2 separate regions of the Homo sapiens genome follow, and region 1 is linked to region 2. Evidence: read pairs that join two places in POLR2A ChIA-PET (ENCODE). Cell type or tissue: PC-3. All regions are shown on one strand. Links, peaks and the distances in the headings refer to the core of each region. The heading gives the core; the rest is flanking DNA.

Region 1 (2,500 bases), core at 1-2,500, 180 kb after region 2:
ACACCTATAATCCCAGCGCTTTGGGAGGCTGAGGTGGGAGGATTGCTTGAGCCCAGGAGTTTGAGAACAGCCTAGACTACGTAGCGAGACCCTATCTCTACGAAAAATTTTAAAAAATTAGCCATGCATGATGGCATGTACCTGTAGCCCCAGCTATTCAGGAGGCTGAGGGGAGAATTGTTTGATCCCAGAAGTCTGAGGTTACAGTGAGCTAAGATCATGCCACTGTACTCTATCCAGCCTGGGAGACAGAGCAAGACTCCATCTTTAAGAAAATTTTAAATAATAATAATTTAGAAAATAATATATGTGAAGATTTCAAAAGACTCAGGAGATAGGTGAAGAAATTTCTTTTCTATGTTAATATGAAGCATTTGGCACAGATTGTACTTTAAAACAGTAGAGATGGACGCATTCTGTGGCATATCAGTAATAGCTGATATGCTTTGCTCCTGGAGTTGCCATTTTGAGAAAGGTCAAGGATCCTCAGCCATTAGTCACCTAGACACCTGACTGAAGGCCACAAGCATAGTTACAGTTTTTAGGAGGGAGTCAGGAACACAGAGTACAATGACAAGCTTTAATCTAATTCAAGTAGCAAGTATGCAGCACCAACTCACACGGGTGTACACTGTGTGATAATATTAATACATGCTGTTCCAACCCTGTACTCCTACATTTAAAGATCCTACAGACCTCATCCACAAAGTATTCCTTTCCCTGTCCCAACTCTCTTAAAGTACAACATAATGCAAAGTGGACTTCTTGTTCTTATCAAGGCCAAACAGTGATAGTACAGGACACTGCATGAGTACACCCAAAACTAAAAATAAAACCACAAGGATGCAGCTTAAATATATACAATTTCCATTTGTCAATTATATCTCAATAAAGCTAAGGGGAAAACTGAATTTTAAAAAATAACCCACAATGAGTCATATTGAAAACATTCAAAACATTTCAAGGGAAACACCAAACCCTTTGCTAGAGGATGTATACTAGATAACAAAGCCTAAACACACACACACACCCATCATGAGCACACACACACACAAAACCCACAGGCTCACTAAATTCTCTTATTTCAGATTATTGAGATTAGGAGGGTATGCAGCCAGTTTTGACTTCAAATAAAACAGGACTCTGTCCAAGTCAATTGATAACTGAAGGGGAAGCAGCATGTTGGGAAAGAATGGGAGAGGAACAAACGTTACAGCTGCCCAAGCTATATGTTCCTCAAGTCTTGGTAAGTAGTTTATTTTAAAGATGTGTATAAGTCACAATCTTTAAATCCTTTAAAACCTGAATAACCAGTCCTGTTCTTTCTCCCTTCTTCCCTTATTCTCTTGTCAAATCTAGCGTCAGTGCAGATTCTGAGTGTGCAGAGTTCAATCAAGAACTCTGCTACCTCCTGGTCCATCAGCTCCACAGTCCTTCCTCCATCTCATACTAGGGTTGCAGCAGAAATAGACTGAGTATACAAGCAAGAGTGTCTTACAGATACTAGCAGTTTTCAAATGTATGTTGATTCTGTTGTGATGAATAAAATTTTTAAATTATCTTAAAATATTACTAAATTGGCCAGGCGTGGTGGCTAACGCCTATAATCCCAGTATTCTGGGAGGATTGACTGAACCCAGGAGTTCTAGACCCACCTGGACAACATAGTGAGATCCCATCTCTAAAAAAAAAAAAATTTTTTTTTTCTTTTAGTTAGCCAGGTATGGTAGCATGCATGCCTATAGTCCCAGGTACCTGGGAGGCTGAGATGAGAGGATCACCTGAGCCCAGGAGGCTGAGGCTGCAATGAGTTGTGATCACACAACTACATTCCAGCCTAGGTGACATAGCAAGATCCTGTCTCAAAAAATTATATAAAATAAAATAAAATATTATGAAATTCACTGTATCATTTGTTTGTTTGTTTGAAATAGAGTCTCACTTTGTCACTCAGACTAGGGTGCAGTGACATGATCTCCACTCACTGCAATCTCTGCCTCCCAGGTTCAAGCCATTCTCCCACCTCAGCCTCCCAAGTAGCTGGGACTACAGGCACTCCTCACCATGCCCAGCTAATTTCTGTATTTTTAGTAGAGACGGGTTTCCACCATGTTAGCCAGACTGGTCTTGAACTCCTGACCTCAAGTGATCTGCCCACCTTAGCCTCCCAAAAGGCTGGGATTACAGGTGTGAGCCATCGCACCCGGCCTGTATCTTTTTGTTTTTATGCATTTCTTAATCAAGAAATAATTTAAAATCTCACTATTATTATTTTGTTGTTGGTTTTTCTGTTTTTGTTTTTTTTTGAGACATAGTCTTGCTCTGTCACCCAGGCTGAAGTGCAATGGCGTGATCTCAGCTCACTGCAACCTCCACCTCCCAGGCTCAAGCAGTTCTCCTGCCTCAGTCACCCGAGTAGCTGGGCCTACAGGTGTGCAGCATCACGCCCAGCTAATTTTTGTATTTTTGGTAGAGACGGGATTTCACCATGTTGGCTACA
Region 2 (8,174 bases), core at 2,438-4,937:
AAAGTTATAGGAATGTTTGAAGAAAGTTTTATTTTGTATATGTTATTAAAACTTTGTGTGTACAAAGTGAAACATTTTTATAAATGTTACATTTATACTTTTAAAAACCCACTTGCAACTGATTAGAATACAAAGTAAAATTTTACAGGGAAATGTTATAGATAATGTTTAGATCACTTTTCTAAATTATTGAAAAAGTCCAGTTGCAATCTTATTGAAGTTCTACAGAGGGAGCTAGTATCACAAAGAATAAAGTTATAATACATGAACTTCAAAAAAAGACCTAGTCTGTTGGAAATATCAGATTACCATTCATCAATATGAGCTCACTTTATCCTCTAAAGTTTTACCTTAACAATTAGCCAACTCAAAATAAAACACAGTATTACCTACAAATTGTGACGTATTTCTAGTGAACCATACTAAAACTTATAAAATATAATTTCCATGAAAAATACCTTTAAATACTTTTCAAGTAGGTATGTTCATAATGAACAATATCACTCCTCCAAAGAAGTTTTTTAAAAAAGGTTCCTAAGTCACTGAACTTATACAAAATGGAAAGCAATCAAAAAGATCTAAACAGTTCTATCCTTTTCTTATATAAACCAAGTTACGAAGTCTCTTCCTCATCTGTAAAATGGGAATGATTACAATATCTGCTTCACAGAGTTGCTGTGGGGATTAAATTAGATCACAAAATAATTAAAACAATGCCCTTCTTCCTTGTTCTTTAACATGTATTATTTAATTGTTCAACACTTTCCAAAAAGAAATCAACATAGAGTTTTCAAGGTTAGATTGGCTGCTAATAAATACTAAAAGTTCACTCAAGACCCCCAAGTCTATATCATTCCCAAAAGGTCTGACTCAACCCTTAAGGGGAAATAGTGTTGGCATAACTCTTACATTAAAATCTGCCATAGCTACATTCTCAAAATATTTCTGTTTGTTGTAGACCAAGAAGAAAGAGAATTCATCACACCAGCAGTTTCTCTCTCCATTCTGTTACCCTCAATAAATTTCATCCCATAAATATATCTTGTCAAGTAAATTGCAGTTAAGGATCAATGAACTACACTTTGACTAAAGTGCTCTGAATAAAGTTTCTAGGAAACACCTTATCCTTCCCCCTAAAAATTGACAGGAAAGATCATTATCCTTTTTTGTTATTGTTGAAGAGTTTTATGCTAGAAATTCAGAAGCTATACCCAGAGGGATCACTGAACAGACTAAAAGAGAAGTAGGTAATGAAAGAAATCATTTGTTTAATGGACAATGACAGAAAAGCACTAATCTAAACCCAAAATGATATCGGAGGAACTTAAGTTTGGAAGACTAAGTGATTAAACAAAGTTAAGGTATTAAACTATGTCAAGAAGGAGTACACTTCCCCTAATTTCCTCTCCTATATGGTTTCAGCTTAAGATATGTCACAAGAGAAATTTGCAAAAAATTTAGGGGATGCAATTGAAGCAGTAGCCATTACATTCCAAAGGCAGTCATTGGTTAGAGGCAGGAAGGACAGACACAAAGGTATGGGCAGAACTGTAATCTGTCCTTACTCATCCCCACTCTACCTTACGTCCACAACTACCAGGACCAAGCCTATCACCAGATTTTTCACTAAAGGCCCATAAAGGTGGTAGTTGCAAAGAGCCCACAACACACGAACCTCCTTCACAGTTTCCCTATTAACAGAACACGCAATTCATTAACCTACATCAAAAGGCAGTTTAGCGATTTTTCTCTCACATTTTAGGGACCTTAATATCCCCAGTTTTTCTCATGATTGAATAAGATTTAATTCCTGTAATAAATTTCTTAATATCATAGTGGCATTGAATTCTAACTAATACCCCAAGACTACAGCCTATGGCAAAACTCATACATAAACTAAGTTTCTTCTAATGCTAAGTCCAGGGCACCATATAGTGCTTCATAAGTAGAAGGTAGCAATTTAAATTAATTCTTTAAGGATTTTAAGATTTTACCACCAATAACACACATTTTTCATTCACCTATCGTTCATGAATATAAGACCATGTTTAATCACAAAATTATTCCTTATAGGCCAGACGCGGTGGCTTACGCCTGTAATCTCAGCACTTTGGGAGGGCAAGGCGGGTGGATCACGAGGTCAGGAGTTCGAGACTAGCCTCACCAACACAGTGAAACCCTGCCTCTACTAAAAATAGAAAAATCAGCCGGGTGTGGCGGCGTGCGCCTATAGTCCCAGCTACTTGGGAAGCTGAGGCAGGAGAATGGCGTGAACCCGGGAGGTGGAGCTTGCAGTGAGCTAAGATTGTGCCACTGCACTTCAGCCTGGGTGACAGAGCAAGACTCCGTCTCAAAAAAAAATTTTTTTTTTAAATCCTTATAATGAGTTACCTTCCTTGATGACAGTGTTAATTATTTTCTGTTTGTTTTTTTTTGGGGGGGGGGGGTGCGGGGGGGTTGTTTGTTTGTTTTTTGAGACGGGTTCTCACTCTATTGCCCAGGCTGGAGTGCAGTTGTGCAATCTTTGCTCACTGCAGCCTCAACTTCCTGGGCTCAAGCAATCCTCTCACCTCAGCCTCCTGAGTAGCTGGGACTGCAGGTGAGTGCCACCATGCCCAGCTAATTTTTTTTATACTTTTAGTAGAGACAGGGTTTCGCCACGTTGCCAAGGCTGGTTTCAAACTCCTGAGCTCAACTGATCTACCTGCCTCAGCCTCCCAAAATGCTGGGACTACAGGCGTGAGCTACCACACTCGGCCAATTATTTTCTTTTAAGCAACAAAATATTTAAGCAAATCTTTCCGAAGTTTTATAATCCAGGTATAAAAATTTCATAGAAGTTATGAGATCCTAGAATTTTACAGTAAGATCACAATTAAAAGTTCAGCAAAAGAGGTGAACTCAGATCTCAATTGGTTGAGAATCATTTGTAGATTATGTATAAGCCTGAAATGATCTCAATCAACTCTAGTTTTGGATCCTTACGGAAGTAACCTGACCACCTGACCATATCAGTAAAAGAAAAAAAAAAAGACAAACAAAAAAAAGCAGCAAAGAAATCTAACACAGATTTAGTACTTACTCCTGGAGATGCAGCCTTATAAGCACAAACGGTAACTCTTATTACAATGAACTATTTAAACCTTAGTTTAAAAAGCAATACAGTGAAAAGGTTACCTTACAAGTATTATGACTACATACAAAAATAAACTTTAAAAAAAACTTTTCTTGGCCAGGCATGGTGGCTCACACCTGTAATCCCAGCCCTTTGGGAGGCCAAGGCAGACATATCACTTGAGCCCAGGAGCTCAAGACCAGCCTGGACAACATGGCAAGACCCCATCTCAACAAAAAATACAAAAATTAGCCAGGTGTGGTGGTGCACAGTGGTAGTCCCAGATACTCAGGAGGCTGATGGGAGGATTGCTTAAGCCCACAAGGTCAAGGCTGCAGTGAGTCATGATCACGCCACTGCACTCCAACCTGGGCAACAGAGTTAGATCTTGTCTCAAAAAAAAAACAAAAAAAAAACTTTTCTTACATGAGAGGCATTTATAGCTCAGGATAAAATTTCCAGCGAAAATATCATACATAGAAAGAGGCTGATGTGTTCTAGAGAAAAGGGCTCCAATGATGACAAAGTTGCTAATGATGAAGATTCTGAATAAGACTGTTCAAAGAAATGGGAAGGAAAAAGAAAAAACTAATTCTATTTAATATGTGGTTGTAAAATGTATACATTTGACTTACTTCATGAGCACACCTAAGAGCTTTTGTATCAAGCTGACCAAATAGCTTTGTGTTGCATCCTCTCCTTAGAAGAATGTAAAGTGCCTTGTATTTGGAAGTAATTAATTCTTTTCAACTCACTCAATATTGGTTATAGGTCTGAAGTGATTTCCAAAACCAAAACACAATACTGTGAAACTGATTTAATTAACTAATGAGTTCTCTGTGATCCGTTACCAAGTCTTGCAATGGATATTAATCCCTTTAAAAAAAAAAATTACTGGCGGCCAGGCGCGGTGGCTCACGCCTATAATCCCAGCACTTTGGGAGGCTGAGGCAGGCGGATCACCTGAGGTCAGGAGTTTGAGACCAGCCTGACCAATATGGTGAAACCCTGTCTCTACTAAAAATATAAAAATTAGCCAGACGTGGTGGCAGGCACCTGTAGTCCCAGCTACTCAGGAGGCTGAGGCAGGGGAATCACTTGAACCTGGGAGGCGGAGATTGCAGTGAGCCAAGATCGCGCCACTGTACTCCAGCCTGGCAACAGAGTGAGACTCCGTCTCAAAAAAAAAAAAAAAAGTTACTGGCTGGGTGCAGTAGATCATGCCTGTAATCATAACACTTTGGGAGCAGAGGCAGGAGGACTGCTTGAGGTCAGGAGTTTGAGACCAACCTGAGCAACATAAGGAGACCTCATCTCTAAAAACAAGACTGTAGTGAGCCATGATCATGCAACTGTTTTCTAGCCTGGGTGACAAAGCGAGACCCTGTTTCAAAAAAAAAAAAAAGACTATATACTTAGAGAACTGCTTGGTGTGACAAAAACAGCACTTAAATGGGACTCAGGAGACTTGGTTTCTGGTCTAGTACTGTCCTTAAGTAGCAATGTAAACTATAGCAAGTCATTTTATCAATGTTACTCTCACCTTATTCATGATAAAATACGGATATTGGTTCAAGGGTTCATTTCTAGAATCAAAATACTATAATTTTAAAGATACAAAAAAAACCGGGCCCTGAGAATAGGATCATAAAAATGTTTATGATATTTTTAAAACTGTACCTTATTTATGAACACTAAAAAAAAATAAGCATTTAACCTTGCTGTCGGTCCTAGCTTATTTCAATTTTGACTTTTTGCTTCACAGGATTTTTTTCTATTAGCTTTACAGATATCCAGTTCTTAGCTCATTCTTACCAAAAAAAAAAAAAAAAAAGATTCTTTTAACAGGGTCTCATTCTGTCACCCAGGCTGGAGCACAGTGGCACGGATCATAGCTCACTGCAGCCTGGACCTCCTGGTCTCAAGCAATCCTCCCACCTCAGTCTCCCAAGTAGCTGGGACTACAGGCAGGCACCACCACATCCGGCTACTTTTGTTAACTTTTTGTAGAGACAAGAGTCTCACTATATTGTCCAGGCTGGTCTCCAACTCGTAGACTCAAGCAATCCTCCTGCCTCAGCCTCCCAAAGTGCTGGGATTATAGGCACAAGCCCAGTCTATGATCTTGATGATTTCAAAGAACTGCTAAGTCACAGCATTAACAATTAATTTAAGAGCATACCAGACCGGGCGCGGTGGCTCACGCCCGTAATCCCAGCACTTTGGGAGGCCAAGACGGGCAGATCACGAGGTCAGGAGATCAAGACCATCCTGGCTAACACGGCAAAACCCTTTCTCTACTAGGAATACAAAAAATTAGCCGGGCGTGGTGGTGGGCGCCTGTAGTCCCAGCTACTCTGGAGGCTGAGGCAGGAGAATGGCGTGAACCCAGGAGGCGGAGCTTGCAGTGAGCCGAGATCACGCCACTGCACTCCAGCCTGGGCGACAGAGCGAGACTCCATCTCACCAAAAAAAAAAAAAAAAAAAAAGCATACCAGATGTTATTGTCTCTAACTTCCCTGACATATCCCTACACATTCCATTTAAATACTTATAACTTTCCTGCTGGTTTGGAAATTGACCTATTCACTAAGAAATTACATTTTTACACTGCACCAAAGATCATATCCTGAGCACGTCCTAATACCCTTGAAGGTTCATGCCTATTGCATAATTTATTTATTTTCTTCCATCTCATCATAATCGTAAATTGGCAAGCATTTAAATATCACAATATAATTAACTTTTATAAGACAACATTTAAAAATTTAAGGGGTTATTCTGACAAAATAATTTAATTTTTGACATTAAAAAATCATAATGGAATTCATTCACTATCAGAAGGGAAAATACACTTCATATTTAGAACAGTATACACTGCTTACAAAAGTTCACTGTTTACCTTGGTAGCTATCTTAAAAAGCCAAGTAAATAAATGTGAATCCCTTTTAAAGAGATTTTCCCCTTGCCTTATAGCAAACAAAAAAAAAATCTTCAGATACCAGGTTACTCTGTGTTAAGTAGTATGGATACTTCTGAATTTATTTATATTTGCATTTGGAATTCACCCCTAACTCCAGACAACTTTTAACTTTCCTTACCTAAATCTATATGATCAGATCTCATAATCCAAGGTAATACAAAATTTATATATTCATAAAATAGATATTCATGGAAACAAAATGGTTCTATTTTCAATAACTGCAGATGTGTCCAAAGATTTTGAAAAGCCACTATTGGAGAGTAAGATTCCATTTATAAATAAAATCAGTATCTTTTACTTTTTCTTAAACCGCTTTATTGAAGTATAATTGACATATAAAAAGCTGCACACTATCTTTTCTTTAATGCCTAGCACAATGGAAAGTAGGTGAAAAAATACTTAGTAAAATAGTGATGTTTTCCTAATTTATTTTAAATTATTCCATTTACAAAACTAAAACTGAAAAAAACTAGAAAGCTAATGAAACCAGTTGATTACTGGATCATGTATAGAACAAACTATAAATCCTATAGTTTTAGATAAATCACATCACAACTTGAATTGCTCAGCTTTCTCTACTTAAAATCATCCCCCAAGGTCTTCAGTATGTAGAATAATGAAAAACAGGAAGTTGAGAAAAACCACTTTGCTTAGAAAAACAAGTGTCACTGCTGACCAATATTTCCCTGTTTTCCCATGCCAATCTTCCTCAGACAGAGAAACAAGTATACTCGTGAAGCATCAGTGACTAAGTGTATATGAAATCTGAATCACAAAATTTCAGGAACTAAAAATGTTTTAATGAAAACATACTTAATATTCATTAATATCAAGATAATTAGAACTATCATTGTACTCTCTTATTGGTATTCTTTTTTTATTTTTTTAAAGGCAAGGTCTCACTCTGCTGTCCAGTCCAGAGCTCAGTGGAATGATCATGGTTCACTGCAGCCTTGATCTCCTAGGCCCAAGAGATCTACCTGCCTCAGCTTCCTGAGCAGCTGGGACTGCAGGCACACACCACCTCATCAGGCTAATTTTTTTTTCTTTTTTTTGAGACAGAGTCTCGCCCTGTCACCCAGGCTGGAGTGCAGTAGCGTGATCTTGGCTCACTGCAACTTTTCCTCCCAGATTCAAGCAATTCTCCTGCCTCAGCCTCCTGAGTAGCTGGGATTACAGGCACCCACAACCATGCCTGGCTAATTTTTGTATTTTTAGTAGAGACAGGGTTTCACCATCTTGGCCAGGCTGGTCTTGAACTCCTGACCTCAGGTGATCCACCCACCTCGGCCTCCCAAAGTGCTGGGATTACAGGCGTGAGCCACCGTGCCCGGCCTTTTTTAAGTTTTTCGTAGAGATGGGGTCTCACTATGTTTCCCAGGCTGGTCTTGTACTGCTGGCCTCAAGCAATCCTTCCACCTCAGCCTCTCAAAGTGTTGGGATTACACATGTGAACCACCATGCCAGGCCACTCTTTATTTATTAATATCAAGATAATTAGAGCTATCACTGTACTCTCTTATTGGTACTCTTATAGAATTAGGGTTAATTTTCAAAGAGCAGGTCAATGTGATGGTGCCAACACATTTTTACAATTTTATAATTAATCAAGCTTTAACAGACTGAAATTAAGAAGTTGTAATAATGTTTTATGAGAATAAAGCATGGAATTACTGATTAGATAAAATTTTGTTTTATATCCATATCTCTTATATTGTTTAAAGCTTAGTCTTGAACACAAAAAGATTTTTTTGTTTTTAATACAGCAGGTGAGTTGTTATACACTCCTTAGCAGACTCTGACTTCCATGACCACCACCCTACCAAGATTTTGGCTATTTGAGTTGCAAAGACACAAATGAGATTATTTATAAACAGCTTTCATAATTCATGAAATTCATTAATTCAATAACTGTTTTAATTTTTTAAAATTAATACTCTGCTTTTATGGTGCCATATTCAACTGAAAGTTTTCTTTGGTATGTAGGTCAAAAACTACAAGGAAGAGAGCCAGCAGCCAAAAATATCAAGACCATCAATAATGACAAATCAAACAAGTGGCAATACTTAGCAATAA

What was found. Peaks named below come from ENCODE experiments on the same cell type or tissue, not always from the same donor. Only the 100,000 strongest peaks of a DNase experiment are listed, where the experiment ranks them.
Region 1: POLR2A ChIA-PET joins it to region 2 with 11 read pairs; 2 of 35 experiments call an interaction of 5 or more read pairs at or near these places.

Annotation. Positions count from the first base shown.
Region 1 is chr10:74,054,727-74,057,226 of GRCh38, reverse strand. The region is part of intron 2 of VCL (vinculin); the gene reads right to left. Among named protein-coding and RNA genes, the nearest start is that of VCL, 58 kb to the right of the region's middle. In PC-3, for the core only: no CTCF peak of the experiment used is centred there; DNase peaks (open chromatin) are centred at 536, 1,026 and 1,286; H3K4me3 peaks cover 1,481 bases; H3K27ac peaks cover 2,454 bases.
Region 2 is chr10:74,226,822-74,234,995 of GRCh38, reverse strand. The region is part of intron 3 of ADK (adenosine kinase); the gene reads right to left. LOC124902456 (a long non-coding RNA gene) reads right to left here and starts at 4,930. Exons shown (of 2, transcript XR_007062198.1): 1 at 1-4,930. RefSeq lists an enhancer at 7,010-7,059. In PC-3, for the core only: no CTCF peak of the experiment used is centred there; a DNase peak (open chromatin) is centred at 3,445; H3K27ac peaks cover 1,130 bases.